3 separate regions of the Homo sapiens genome follow, and all the other regions are linked to region 2. Evidence: chromatin contacts called from ENCODE Hi-C or POLR2A ChIA-PET data. All regions are on one chromosome and are shown on one strand. Each heading gives the region's core, a stretch centred on a gene start or an enhancer-like site at or near the end of the contact. The rest is flanking DNA. Distances are from core to core; before and after follow the strand shown.

Region 1 (4,023 bases), core at 1,104-3,603, 69 kb after region 2:
ACATGGGTATGTTCTACAGGAAGGAGGTTATAGTTGTCTAAGATGGTTTTAAAACTTTATTCCTGTAAATATAGAACATTTACAAGAGTGGGACAGTCTTGTGCTTTATCTCACCTTTCTGAGATGGGAGTTTTGGGGATAACTTCCAAGAGACGTGTTGCTTCCTGTCCCTCAGATGGGCCAGCCCAAGCCGGGAGGCTTCTTGGCCACAGGCAGCTCTCACCCAGGATGTGCCACCATGCTTCATACCTCCTGAACGCTTGTAGCCATGGGTGGAGCTCTGTGATGTTTACAACATGTAAGAATGAATCCCAACTGATGAGGGAATCTGGTTTCCATCATTGATTGGAAACGGATTCCTATCCCTTTCCCTTGCTCTGGATTTAATCTTCCTGTGAGAATGATCTAAGCCACTTTCCTCTATCAGAGGACAGAAGGGAAACCAGGAGAAAGGGAGGGAGCGACCGTTCCTAATGATCTCTGAGCCACCCAGTGCCCGCCGGCCCCGGTGGGGAGTCACGCACAGCACCTGTGTCCTTGCCTTCGTTGCACCCCTCCCTGTGTTAGAGAGCTGAGATCCTGATGTGAGTACCTCATGTGGCCTCGTGTGTCCTCTGCTGAGTCTCACTGGGAAGCAGCACAAGAAATGGATGAGGCGGAGCAGACCTGGCCTTGGAATCTGGCCCCGCGCTTAAGCGAGGATGGTCTTCGTGGCCTTTCTGAGCTTGGCTTCCTCTGAGTGGCGGGAAGCCTCATTGGTCATTTTTCAGAGCCCCTTGGTCCACTCCTCGGCACTAAGACACTTGAGAAAGGCTCCTCTCTTCACTCAGCATGCTATGGGGTTACTTAAGTTTATTTCTTAATTGAATTTTCTCATTAAAACCTGCTTTCCCAGATCTGTTTGGCAGCAGGACAGTTTCGAGGTGGTAGAAGAGAGGCCCAGCTTCCTCTGTATTTCCTTTCCCTGACTTTCTGGAGGCATTATCGAAGTACGCTAAGCCGCACGTAGCTGAAGTGCACAACTGGATGGCTTGTGTTTGTTTCAGTGATAACACACAACATCTGCCTCCCTGCTCTCCCCAGCCTCCCGTCTCTGATCGCGCACTCCCTAGTTTTCCAGCCTCTTCTTAAGCAGCGATTCCAGCTGGCAGCGCCGTGACAAGTGTTTCCGTAAGCATTCCCACGATCCTCTAAGTGAGGAGCATGACCTCGGAACCATGTGCCCGGTCCCCTCCCCTGACGTAGGAGGTAGTGGGAGGTAAGAACAATACTTGGATGGATGGATTCCTCGTCTGGGGCACTACTGGAAAGCTGAGCATTCGTAGGCCATCCAAATACGATCGTTCTCCAGGGATTCAAGGGTTAGAAGGGGAAAGCGAATTGATTTCCACCTTCGTGTTAGAGGAAGGAGCCTAGGAAAACAACCCCCTCTGCTTTTCCGAGCTCTCCTCCCGAGCCTTCTATTAGTTTTGGTCACAGAACTTATGAGCTAAGTATTTAAAAATTGGCAAATGAAAGCAACAATGTTTTCTCTTTGTGTCATGAAGTTCTCCCACTGGTGAGTTTTGAGGCTCGCTTTGCTGGGGTCCCTGGTAAACAGCTTATTCGGTTTCCCTGGGCTGGCGGGAGCAAGGGGAGGTGTGTTCCTAGCTTTGGAATACTAGAAGGGTATCTTGCTGTGACAGTACCTGGAATGAGTCTCGTGCCCATGGTGTTCTGTTCCTGATTGCTTTTCCAGTTTCCCATCAAGTCTTTAAGACTGTGGAAGGTACACAGGCTTTCGAGGCTAGCGGACTTAGCATTCTGTATTGACAAGACCTGAAGACAGGAAGCAATTGATGACATTTATCTGCTTTATTGGAAGTTAACAGCAACCCACCCAAACACTTATTTGGGAAGGTGTGTCTCCTGGGACTCAGCGGTGCGTGGCCTTGCCTGTGATTTTCGTTTGTAGGTGAGGAATGTACTGACTGGATGTTGTTAGGGTTATGATATCCCAGTCTTTGAGCTGGTCAGCACCTTCTCAAATTTCTCCCTCTCTCACTCTCAGACACAGGCTGAGGACTTGTGACATTTCATATATTCATGGAAGGCCTTCCTAGCTTACGGTTCCTTATTGCAAGACTGTTTGCTTTTAATGAAAGCTCTCAGTCAGCAGATTTATTTGTCTGGATGAGAAACCTTTTTATCTGTCATGAAACAGGAAAACACCTTTCTGAGAAACTGAGCATTTGGCTTCCTAAAGAATCATCATATCAGCCATCCCTGGGCGTCCACTTTGTAGAGGTATGTGCTGAAACTTGCTCAGCTTCGATCACTGAGCCTAATCCAGCCCTCCTTGGCTCAGACAACTGAACCATCCAGGCTCCACAGGTCCCAAGGTCTTCCTGGTGTCTGCAGTCCCAGCCACACTGCGGGTACACAGAGTCCAGCACTGTTTTCTGGAGGTTGGCAGAAGGCCAGCGAGGCCTTTGTTGTGAAATTGTTAGATTATATGCTTTTACTTTCTTGTTTCTTCCTCTTTTCTGTTGACTTAACATGTAGAATTTATGGAGCAGTGACTATGTCCCAGGTATGTGCCAGATGCTGAATGAGGATTACCCCCACATAATCCTTAAAATAACAGTATAATGTATGTATAGCAGTTGTCCCTCCTTAGCTATGGGGGATATACTCCAAGACCCCCATTGGATGCCTGAAACCACAGATAATATCGAACCCTATATGCTTTGCATTGAGGTGTGACAGCAAAACTAGCACAAATTTCTTTTCCTTCAAAATTTTAGATAGAAGACTCATTCTTACCATAGATCTTAGTCTCCGCATATAGTTTTTCCCTTCCTTTATTAAATTGAGAAATTGCACTTAAAGAAGCCCTTTTGTCTTCACTTCGGCATATCTGAATTGCTGGCATCACTACTCTTGTGTTTTAGGGCCATTATGAAGCAAAATAAGGGTAACTTGAACGCAAGCACTGTGACACCATGACAGTGGATCTGAGAACCGAGCTGGCTCCTGAGTGACTAACGGGTACATAGCTTGTACAGTGTGGATACGCGGGACAAAAAGATGATTCATGTCCCAGGCAGGATGGAGTGGGAAGGCATGAGATTTCATCACGCAGAACGGCGTGAAATTTAAAACTTCCAAATTGTTTGTGGAATTTTCCACTTAGTATTTTCAGACCATGGTTGACCACAGGTAACTGAAACTGCCAAAAAACAAAACTGCAGATAAGGGGTGACTACTGTGTTACTACCCTCATTTATAGATGGGGGAACTCGAGGCTCAGAAGAGTTTAGTGACTTGTCCAAGGTCACACAGCTGGGACCCGGTGGAGTCAGGATTTGAATGCAGACAATCTTGCTTTCCAACCTGTATCCTTAACTAGAGAGCGGTGCTGCCTTCCTCACTTGTGACTCAACTGTGCAAAAGTAGGTGCTAAATAACCCGCTCCTCTTCTTTTGGAGACTTTAAAACAAAGAGATGGCAGTGGTTCTTAGCACAGGTGGCCCAGCTGCTGGGCTCTGTGGAGTATTGAGTAGGCACACAGGTTCTGGGGTCAGATGCACCTGCCTTTGAACCCCAGCTCTGCCATCCATTTAAATGTGTAAGCTCACCACTCTCTCCGTACCTCAGTTTCTGCATCTGAGACTGATACTGGCACTTAACTCCTTGGTTCATTTTTAAGATTACATGAGATATTGGCATATAAAGCACTTAGAAGAATGGCTTAATAAGTTTTAGCTATTACTATTATAGCTGTGTTTTAAGCCCTAAGTCAGCGCCTGCCGTGCACTACCTGCTTAGTGAAAGTTGTTAGTAGCAGTTGGTTGTTGTGCTGTGTTTGGCAGAGCCTGCTTTAGGTGGTGGTGAGAGTCAGTAATACTGTCCAGGGCTGGGCTTAGTTCCTAGTTATCAAAAAGCTATTTTGGAACTGGAACTTGTTGCTTCCCTTTCTTTAATTCTTTTTGCTCATGGAAGGATGTTAAGCTCCTTCCTCAGCCAGCTTTCTTCTTGAGA
Region 2 (3,741 bases), core at 545-3,044:
CTCCTCTGAGCTCTTTTGTGCCCTTGGTGATGGGTGGGGTAGACTGAGAATGGAGAACAACACAATGGTGGGAGAGGATGGGGTGGTGGAGTCGGGGGTTGGAAGAATCAGGAGGCACCCTTGTGTTTTCCCTCCAGAGGTGGCACCCCTGGGGTGGTAGATAAGGCATTGTGTTTGGAATTCAGCCCCATGGGTGTATGTAGCTGGGGTTCTAGTCCCTCCTGAGCTACCCTCGGCAAATTAGTATACCCCCGTTAGTCCTGTTTTCTGTGTCAGTTAAATGGCCAAGCTAATAATAAAGTCCACACAGAATTGGGACGCTCAAATAATAAACAATAGCACTGTCCCCAGGCATGGAGCAAATACTGCTTGCCAGGTTCTGGGCTGAGTAATTCCCACCCATTACTTCATCCGATCCTCACAACAGGCCCCAAAGGTAGGTGTTATTGTTTCTATTTTACAAGAAGGAACCCAGGACTCAAGAGAGGCGAAGGCTCCTTCCCATGCACCTCCCTCCTTTGTAATCTGGAAAGTCCTGGGTAGTTGTAATTTGTAGTTATGAATTTCTGGAGTTCTCAGCTCATTCCCTGGAGATTTGTGCTAGAAAGTTCTAGAAGATTGCAGAGTTTATTAAATAAATTGATTTGACAGGTATTTGTTGAACACTTTGCTATGGTCTGAATGTTTTTGTGTCCCTAATATTCATATGTAAAATCTTCACTTCCAAGGTATTAGGAGGTGGGCATTTGGGGAAGTGATCAGGGCATGAGAGTGGTGACCTCAGGATTGGGATCAGTGTGCTTATGAAAGAGACCATAGGGCACTAGCCAGCCCCTTCCACCATGTGGGGACACAGTGAGAAGGCACCACCTGTGAACCAGGAATAGGGCGTTCACCAGACACCAAATCTGCTGGCGCCATGATCTTGGACTTGCCAGCCTCCAGAACGGTGAGAAGTAAATTTCTGCTGTTTATAAAATGCTCAGTCCATGGTAGTTTGTTATAACAGCCCAAATAGACCAACACACCTGCTGGATGCTAGAAGTGGTTCTAGGTGCTTGGGATTCAGCAATGAACATCATAAAGCACCCTCAAAGAGGATACATTTTTGCATGCAAAGACTGAAAGATCAGCAACAAAGAAATATAAAATAAGACAAGGTAAGTGGGGAGTGCAATTTTTTGTCCAATGGTCAGAGAAGTAGGTTGTGCTCACCACTGTGACAAGATGGAAGCTGTGCTCACCACTTGCATTACAGTGTACAAGAATGTAATCTCCATAAGGACAGGGCCCTGGAATCTTGTTTCCCTTACAGCTCCAGTCCCTAGCACAAATTCTGGTTTCTAGTAGGTGCTCAATAAATATTTGTTGAATGAATGAACAAATAGCCTCAGTCTCAGATCTGCCGGAGAAATGTCCATTTTAGGGTAGGCATGGGATTTTGAATTCACCTCCTATGAGCTGACATTTATGGAGAAACTTGCGTGCCCCAGGCACTGTGCCAGCCTCCATGGCTGAGTACAGCCCTTCCCTTGAGCATCTTCATTGGAGAAGATAGCGGCGCTTGCAATTTAGTGGTCTAGAAGAGAAGGCAGCAAAGAGAATAAAGGAAGAACAGGAGTTAAGTGCAAAGAGGAAGCGTTTCAGGGTCAGCAAAGAATTCGGCAAGTGTATTGCCTGACATCTTTTTCTTGATGCAAAAAATAGCTAGTTCTGCTTTTTGGACTGGGGCTCGCTGAGTCAGGGGTTCAAAGAGAATAGCATGAGGATAGGAGCAGTAAATGTCATCTGCAGCAGATGGTGATGCCCCAGAGACAGACCGTGGCCTTGAAGATGCTTCCCTCCACCGACTCTGGCCCAAGAATCAAGGTCAAGGGCAGGCAACCGAGCTCAGCAACCTGGGGTCCCGATCCCAGCCTCTCAACTGGGCCAACCCTACCCAAGAACATCACCGTTGTTCCACCCGCTTGGACTCCACACCAGGCTCAGTGGAGTCTCAGAGTCCATGGGTGTGAGAAGAATAATTCCAGCATCTGTTATTAACCATCATTTCCATTGTTTTGGCTTCACTTTCTCTTTGGCCCTGAGAACACTGGGTCAGTGCTTCTTTGAGCACAAAACGACTGATTTGCCAGGTCTTTGTTCAGCCTCACAAAAGAAGGGGATGATTATTACAAGAACAGATTTTGCATTCCATATTTACCCCAGATGACACTGCCTTGATCCCTAAAATAACTCCAGATCGCCTGGGTGGAACTTGCTTGTTCCTTTTCATCTTGCTATTTTGCAATTGTTTATGGAGAACATCACCATAGTGATATTATCAGAGCAGGGCAGAATGAAACTCCAAACTCTGGGTTGTTATTGGTTTTTCCTTTGTACCTCGGAACATGACTTTTTCACCTCAAACCTTCTCTATTATTTCTTATAAGCATTACAGTTCTCAGTTCCAACTCAGCCAGCATCACTTTCTGACTCATCCCCAGCAGTTAAAACCACAGAGGTGGTCCACACTGGGATGAGGGATGGAAGTGCTTGGGTTGAGTTTCCAAATTGGAAACTATTTACCAGAAATCCTCTTTCCTTCAGATAAGACTGGGGTCAAAGTACTAGAGTGTTGAAAGAGGCACTAAATAAACTAAGAATCTAAAGGACCTTCAGTGTTTGGGCCAAGGAACATGGTGATAGAGTTCAACAAATAAACACAGCTGGCGTAGGGTGAGCCTTTAGCAAACACTTATCTTCTTGATTTTGTTTTTTTTTTTTTTTTTTTTTGCTCATAATTGTCAACTTGGCCCAAAGCCTTTATTATAGCATTCTCATACACTGCTGCCAGTGGTGTGTATTTGTACAACTTTTTAATGAAATTTGGCAATGAATAGCAAAAGTCTTGACAATGTAGCTCTTCCTTAGATGCAAAATTCTACTTGTGAGTGCTAAAAAAATAATTAGGGATATGAGCAGAAGGATACATACAAAGATGTTTATTGCTATTGATGGTGAAAAACTGGAAACAACCAAACTGTACAACATTAGGGGGTTACTTAAAAAAAATCAAAATACAGGACTGGCGCAGTGGCTCATGCCTATAATCCCAGCACTTTGGGAGGCTGAGGTGGGAGGAGCACTTGAACCTAGCAGTTTGAGACCAGCTTAGGCAACACAGTGGGACGCTGTCTCTACAAACAATTTTTAAAAAGTAAAACAACAAAAAAAATCATGACCCCCACTCCATGCAATGGATACTGAGCCACTATTAAAAATTATGCCGGTTGGGCGCGGTGGCTCATGCCTGTAATCCCAGCACTTTTGGAGGCCAAGGCTGGCAGATCACTTGAGATCAGGAGTTCGAGACTAGCCTGGCCAACATGGTGAAACTCTGTCTCTACTAAAAATACAAAAATTAGCCAGGTACAGGGGTGGGCATCTGTAATCCCAGCTACTTGGGGGGCTGCGGCAGGGGAATCGCTTGAACCCAGGAGGTAGAGGTTGCAATGAGCCGAAATCACACCACTGCACTCCAGCCTGGGTGATAAAGCGAGACTCCATCTCAAGAAAAAAAAAGACCAGGCGCGGTGGCTCATGCCTGCAATCCCAGCACTTTGGGAGGCCGAGGTGGGCAGATCGCAAGGTCAGGAGTTCGAGACCAGCCTGGCCAATATGGTGAAACCCCGTCTCTACTAAAAATACAAAAATTAGCCCGGCATGGTGATGGGCGCCTGTAGTCCTAGCTACTTGGGA
Region 3 (3,882 bases), core at 687-3,186, 110 kb before region 2:
CACTGCTGGCAAGGAGCCTCCAGCATCCTGGGCTCTCCTACCCACCTCAAAGAGGGATACCACAGCCAAAACATGAGATAGTGCCAACAGGACGCTCCCCTTGTCACCTCAGCACTTGGAGTGATGGCTACTTTTTGAGGAAGATAAAAAGCAGTAATCCAGAACAATTCCTAAAGGCTGAGCTATCACACAAGCCAGAATATCTAGGCAGAGGAAAAAGACGGCCCTCCAGAGCCCCAGATGAAGAAAATGACTTGCCCAAGGATATTGTTTAGTTAGTTGCGGAACAGTCATCTGGGCTCAAGTCTGCCAGACTCCAATGCTACTGTACCTGCCATGTCCAGATGTTGGATTCCTCTCCAGTTTCAACCCCTAAACAATTACTACCCCTCAAGGGAAATTGGAATGTCAAGATTTCTACTGCCAGTGAAATACAGCCAAAATATGACTGTGCTCCCCATACAGCTCAGAATGCTAGACAACCTGGGTAGTAACAAGTCTTCACAAAGCCAAAAGGGCCTGTTAGATTCATTCCCAGACCAATCCTACCGCACAAGTCACAGACACAAGAAGTTGACCTGGTAGGTGTGATTCAAGAACCTCAGGGACATGGAAGCCATTGATACTGATATTCCTTGGCAAGACTCTGCTGTTGCTTGGTTTATAAAATGGTACAGGGTTCAATTTTAAGGCGACTTGCCTCACTCCTTGCAGCTGGAAGATGAGTAAGACAGTAAATTGGTACTAGAAAATGAGGTAAAGGATTTGGACTAGCTTACAGATTCCAAACCAGGCAACGGAATGGGGAGATAAGCCAGTAAAAACATAATGGCTTACAATCAGAGCTTTTGCTCTTCTCCATCTGGAGGCAATTTTTTGGCAAAGAAATCAAAAGCCCCAAAGGAAAATATTTCAGCATTTTTCTTGTCCCTCTGACTCCATGCCTGTCTCTTCTATTTTCCCCCAAGGAGAAAAAGCTCTCTGATGCTCAACTTTTCCTAGCAGTAGACCAAGAATGATGCCGACTCCATTGCTAACCGTACCACTCAATCAAAAAGATGAGCAATGCTTCCACATCCATCAATATCAAGTAGAAAATCTTAATCTCTAGAATTCAGATATATGCCCAACCACCCAGTTTTGCTCCTATTATAGGCATTTATCTGCAAGTATAAATATGAAGTAAGAATCAACAGTTCAGACCAGCAAAAAGGAGTTATCAAAGAATGTGCTCTATGGTCTTAGTTCAACTGGGCTGCTGTATCTTCAATTCTTAAAGGTGATTTTTCCCTCATTTCTGTATTTTTAAGACAAAAAGTAATAAGGCTATTCTCTTTGGAAAAAAAATAATTCAGAAAACGATTTTTAATTGCAATGTTTTACTTAAAGTTAGCTATCTCAGTTACTTAAAAGATAAACAATGGTGGAACTGCTGATGAGTTTTACAGATTCAAGTTCTCACATGCACAATTCTCTTTTAAAAGGCAACATGTTGCTTCAAAGAAGTCCCACCTGATCGGGGGACACCAACTCTGCAGCTGTTTCCACTAAAGATTGGCACCTCTAGGCCAGGTTTAAACTTCATAACAATAAAACATGAAAGGTTTGTCTTACAATAAAAACAAACCAACATGGAAAAGAGAAGAGTTTTCTCTGCCTTTGGCCACTTTTTGTTGCTGTTGCATGACAAGCTCTTTTGAGGGAAAAAAGCCAAAGGAAAAAGTACAAAGCATTTTTCACCTTCCCTGGAAGCAAATATTTAACAATGAATACAGTTTATATAACTTTGCCTTCCCTAGCTTAAGCCTGTTCTCAAAAGTCCATGCTGTCTGACATGACAAATAACCCTAAAGTAAAGAAATGCCTGATTATAGGTACACATCTTCCTCATGGCAAAGGCCAGTTGCGGGTGTGTGGTAGGGGGTGGGGAGCATAACAAAGGAGCCTTATGGAATTAACATTAGGCACAGGGCCATGCTCTGAAACCATGCCTTTTGGAGAGGAAAAAGAATTGGCACATACTCCTCTAAAATGAAATTACTCTGAATCAATCTAACCATGCAATTTAATGCATGCCTAGTGCCCAACAGAACATCATAAAACCGGCTAGTAGATAAACACACATTTCTAAGAAGGAGCAATTCCTTAACATTTCATCGGATGATATTTTAACAGTAAAAAGAACAGAAAACTCTGCGCCCATGAACTATAAATACAATACTGATCAGATACATAAAATAATAGGCCTTATCTTATGCCTAAGAGGATTTTACAACAAATTTAAAAGGAGAACAACCAATGGAGGTGCAGCAATGTACACCTTAAGCCACCTTTTGGTAATAAAAGGGGGAAAATGTATGTTGTTGTCCATTACAGTTATGGACAATTTCTAGTTGCTCAATGCAACTGTATTTTACTTTTAAAAAAATCTTTGTTCTCACCATGCCACAGATCATAAAGCTTTACCTCACTGCAAATAATTAGAAGCAAACATAATCAGCAGGAATTAACAAGTAGGCTATATAATCTGATTGCAGTCTTTGGGCAGCAATGTATTTTGGATGTTAGCCCCTAACAGAATGAGCTGTAGTCATATATGCTCCTGTACGACCAACTTCACAAAAGTTCCAATTGCCTATGGACTTTCAATGAAGGAAGAACAACTCACTGAAGAGGAACAGAAACAGAAATTCACTTTGAAATATTTCTATAATAGATCATAGGGGAAAAAAGACTATAGACCCATTTCATCTATCAATAACTTATGGCAATTATTAAGACCTCACTCCAGCTTACATGTAACATTTTCAACAAGGCTCCTATATTCATAAGCCTAAGGTATAGTTGTCAGTGCTACATTTTATCTACATCTAAAAGATTAGTTAAAATAGCAAAGTAACTCCATTTTATTTTGTATAACTTACATCAAGATGCATGAGCAAAAACTTAAGTACCATATTCAACTGGCAGTTCACAAATATGAGAAGCTACAGGAATTACCAGTCTTTAAGATCCTAGAAGCCTTGTGCCAGACAACTTCTTCATTCTTACATGTCTGAAAGAAAGGATCCAATTTCTAAATAAATGCTGGATGTACTCTCCTGCTGAGTGAGTGGTTAGAGCACTGATGCTGCAGCAAGACAGGCCGGGCCCAAACCGCTGCTCCAGTCCCTACAAGTCAGCTCTCTGACCCCAGGCCAATTAGTCAACCCTACCCAGCCTCAACCTGCTCATCTGTAGAGTGAAAACAACCTTACAGGGTTGCTACATTAGAAAAATGGAAAGTCTCTAATAGTGTCTGACATGGAATACACTAAGTGGTAGTAAGTTCTGCCACCTCCCTGATAAAAGATTTCAGAGGTGTAATACAGGCTGCGTGCAGCAGCTCATGCCTGTAATCCCAGCACGTTAGGAGGCCAAGATGGGAGGATCGCTTGAGCCTAGGAGTTTGAAACCAGCCTGGGCAACACAGTCAGACTGCATCTCTACAAAAACAAAAACAAAACAAAATAATAATAATAATAATAAATAAATAAAAATCAGCCAGGCATGATGGTGCATGCCTGTGCTCCCAGCTACTCAGGAGGCTTGGGTGGGAGGATCACTTTAGCCTGGGAGTTGAGGCTGCAGTGAGCCATGATCATACCACTGTATTGCAGCCTGGACAACAGAGTGAGACCTTGCCAAAAAAAAAAAAAAGTGTAGTATAATAGCTAATCCTTTATTAAAATACAACTCACTGGCTACGTAGGATCACACTGTGGATAAGCCACAGCTGAAAATCAGAACCAGTTTTTTCCTACCCTTTGCACAGTTGACTGTATTTCATTGACATCAGTAATTGTTTATATGACACATCGGGCTTTGCTGTGTGTGTATGTG

The links. Hi-C counts contacts between places; a loop is a spot of excess contacts on that map. ChIA-PET counts read pairs that join two places held with the same protein, here RNA polymerase II (POLR2A). Pooled maps may share reads with other maps.
Region 1: a pooled map shows a loop between it and region 2 (2.3-fold over the local background). The contact joins two enhancer-like sites. A Hi-C loop is called at or near these places in 2 of 168 maps with a recorded cell type or tissue (CD14-positive monocyte and endothelial cell of hepatic sinusoid) and 4 of 50 pooled maps. POLR2A ChIA-PET finds 5 or more read pairs at or near these places in 8 of 52 experiments (A549, A673, AG04449 and 5 more).
Region 3: a map of tibial artery shows a loop between it and region 2 (2.7-fold over the local background). The contact joins two enhancer-like sites. A Hi-C loop is called at or near these places in 1 of 168 maps with a recorded cell type or tissue (tibial artery). POLR2A ChIA-PET finds 5 or more read pairs at or near these places in 9 of 52 experiments (CD4-positive, alpha-beta T cell, CD8-positive, alpha-beta memory T cell, RWPE1 and 6 more).

The regions. Positions count from the first base shown.
Region 1 is chr1:19,435,306-19,439,328 of GRCh38, reverse strand. The region is part of intron 1 of CAPZB (capping actin protein of muscle Z-line subunit beta); the gene reads left to right. Among named protein-coding and RNA genes, the nearest start is that of CAPZB, 48 kb to the left of the region's middle. Within about 2 kb of position 2,353, at least 29 of the 41 ENCODE cell types and tissues checked have a DNase peak (open chromatin) inside an H3K27ac peak, as active enhancers do; they include CD14-positive monocyte, where a contact is called at or near this core.
Region 2 is chr1:19,503,893-19,507,633 of GRCh38, reverse strand. The region is part of intron 1 of LOC105376819 (a long non-coding RNA gene); the gene reads right to left. Among named protein-coding and RNA genes, the nearest start is that of CAPZB, 20 kb to the right of the region's middle. Within about 2 kb of position 1,794, at least 18 of the 41 ENCODE cell types and tissues checked have a DNase peak (open chromatin) inside an H3K27ac peak, as active enhancers do; they include CD14-positive monocyte, where a contact is called at or near this core.
Region 3 is chr1:19,617,930-19,621,811 of GRCh38, reverse strand. The region is part of intron 1 of MICOS10-NBL1 (MICOS10-NBL1 readthrough); the gene reads right to left. The region is part of intron 1 of MICOS10 (mitochondrial contact site and cristae organizing system subunit 10); the gene reads right to left. Among named protein-coding and RNA genes, the nearest start is that of MICOS10-NBL1, 23 kb to the right of the region's middle. Within about 2 kb of position 1,936, at least 4 of the 41 ENCODE cell types and tissues checked have a DNase peak (open chromatin) inside an H3K27ac peak, as active enhancers do.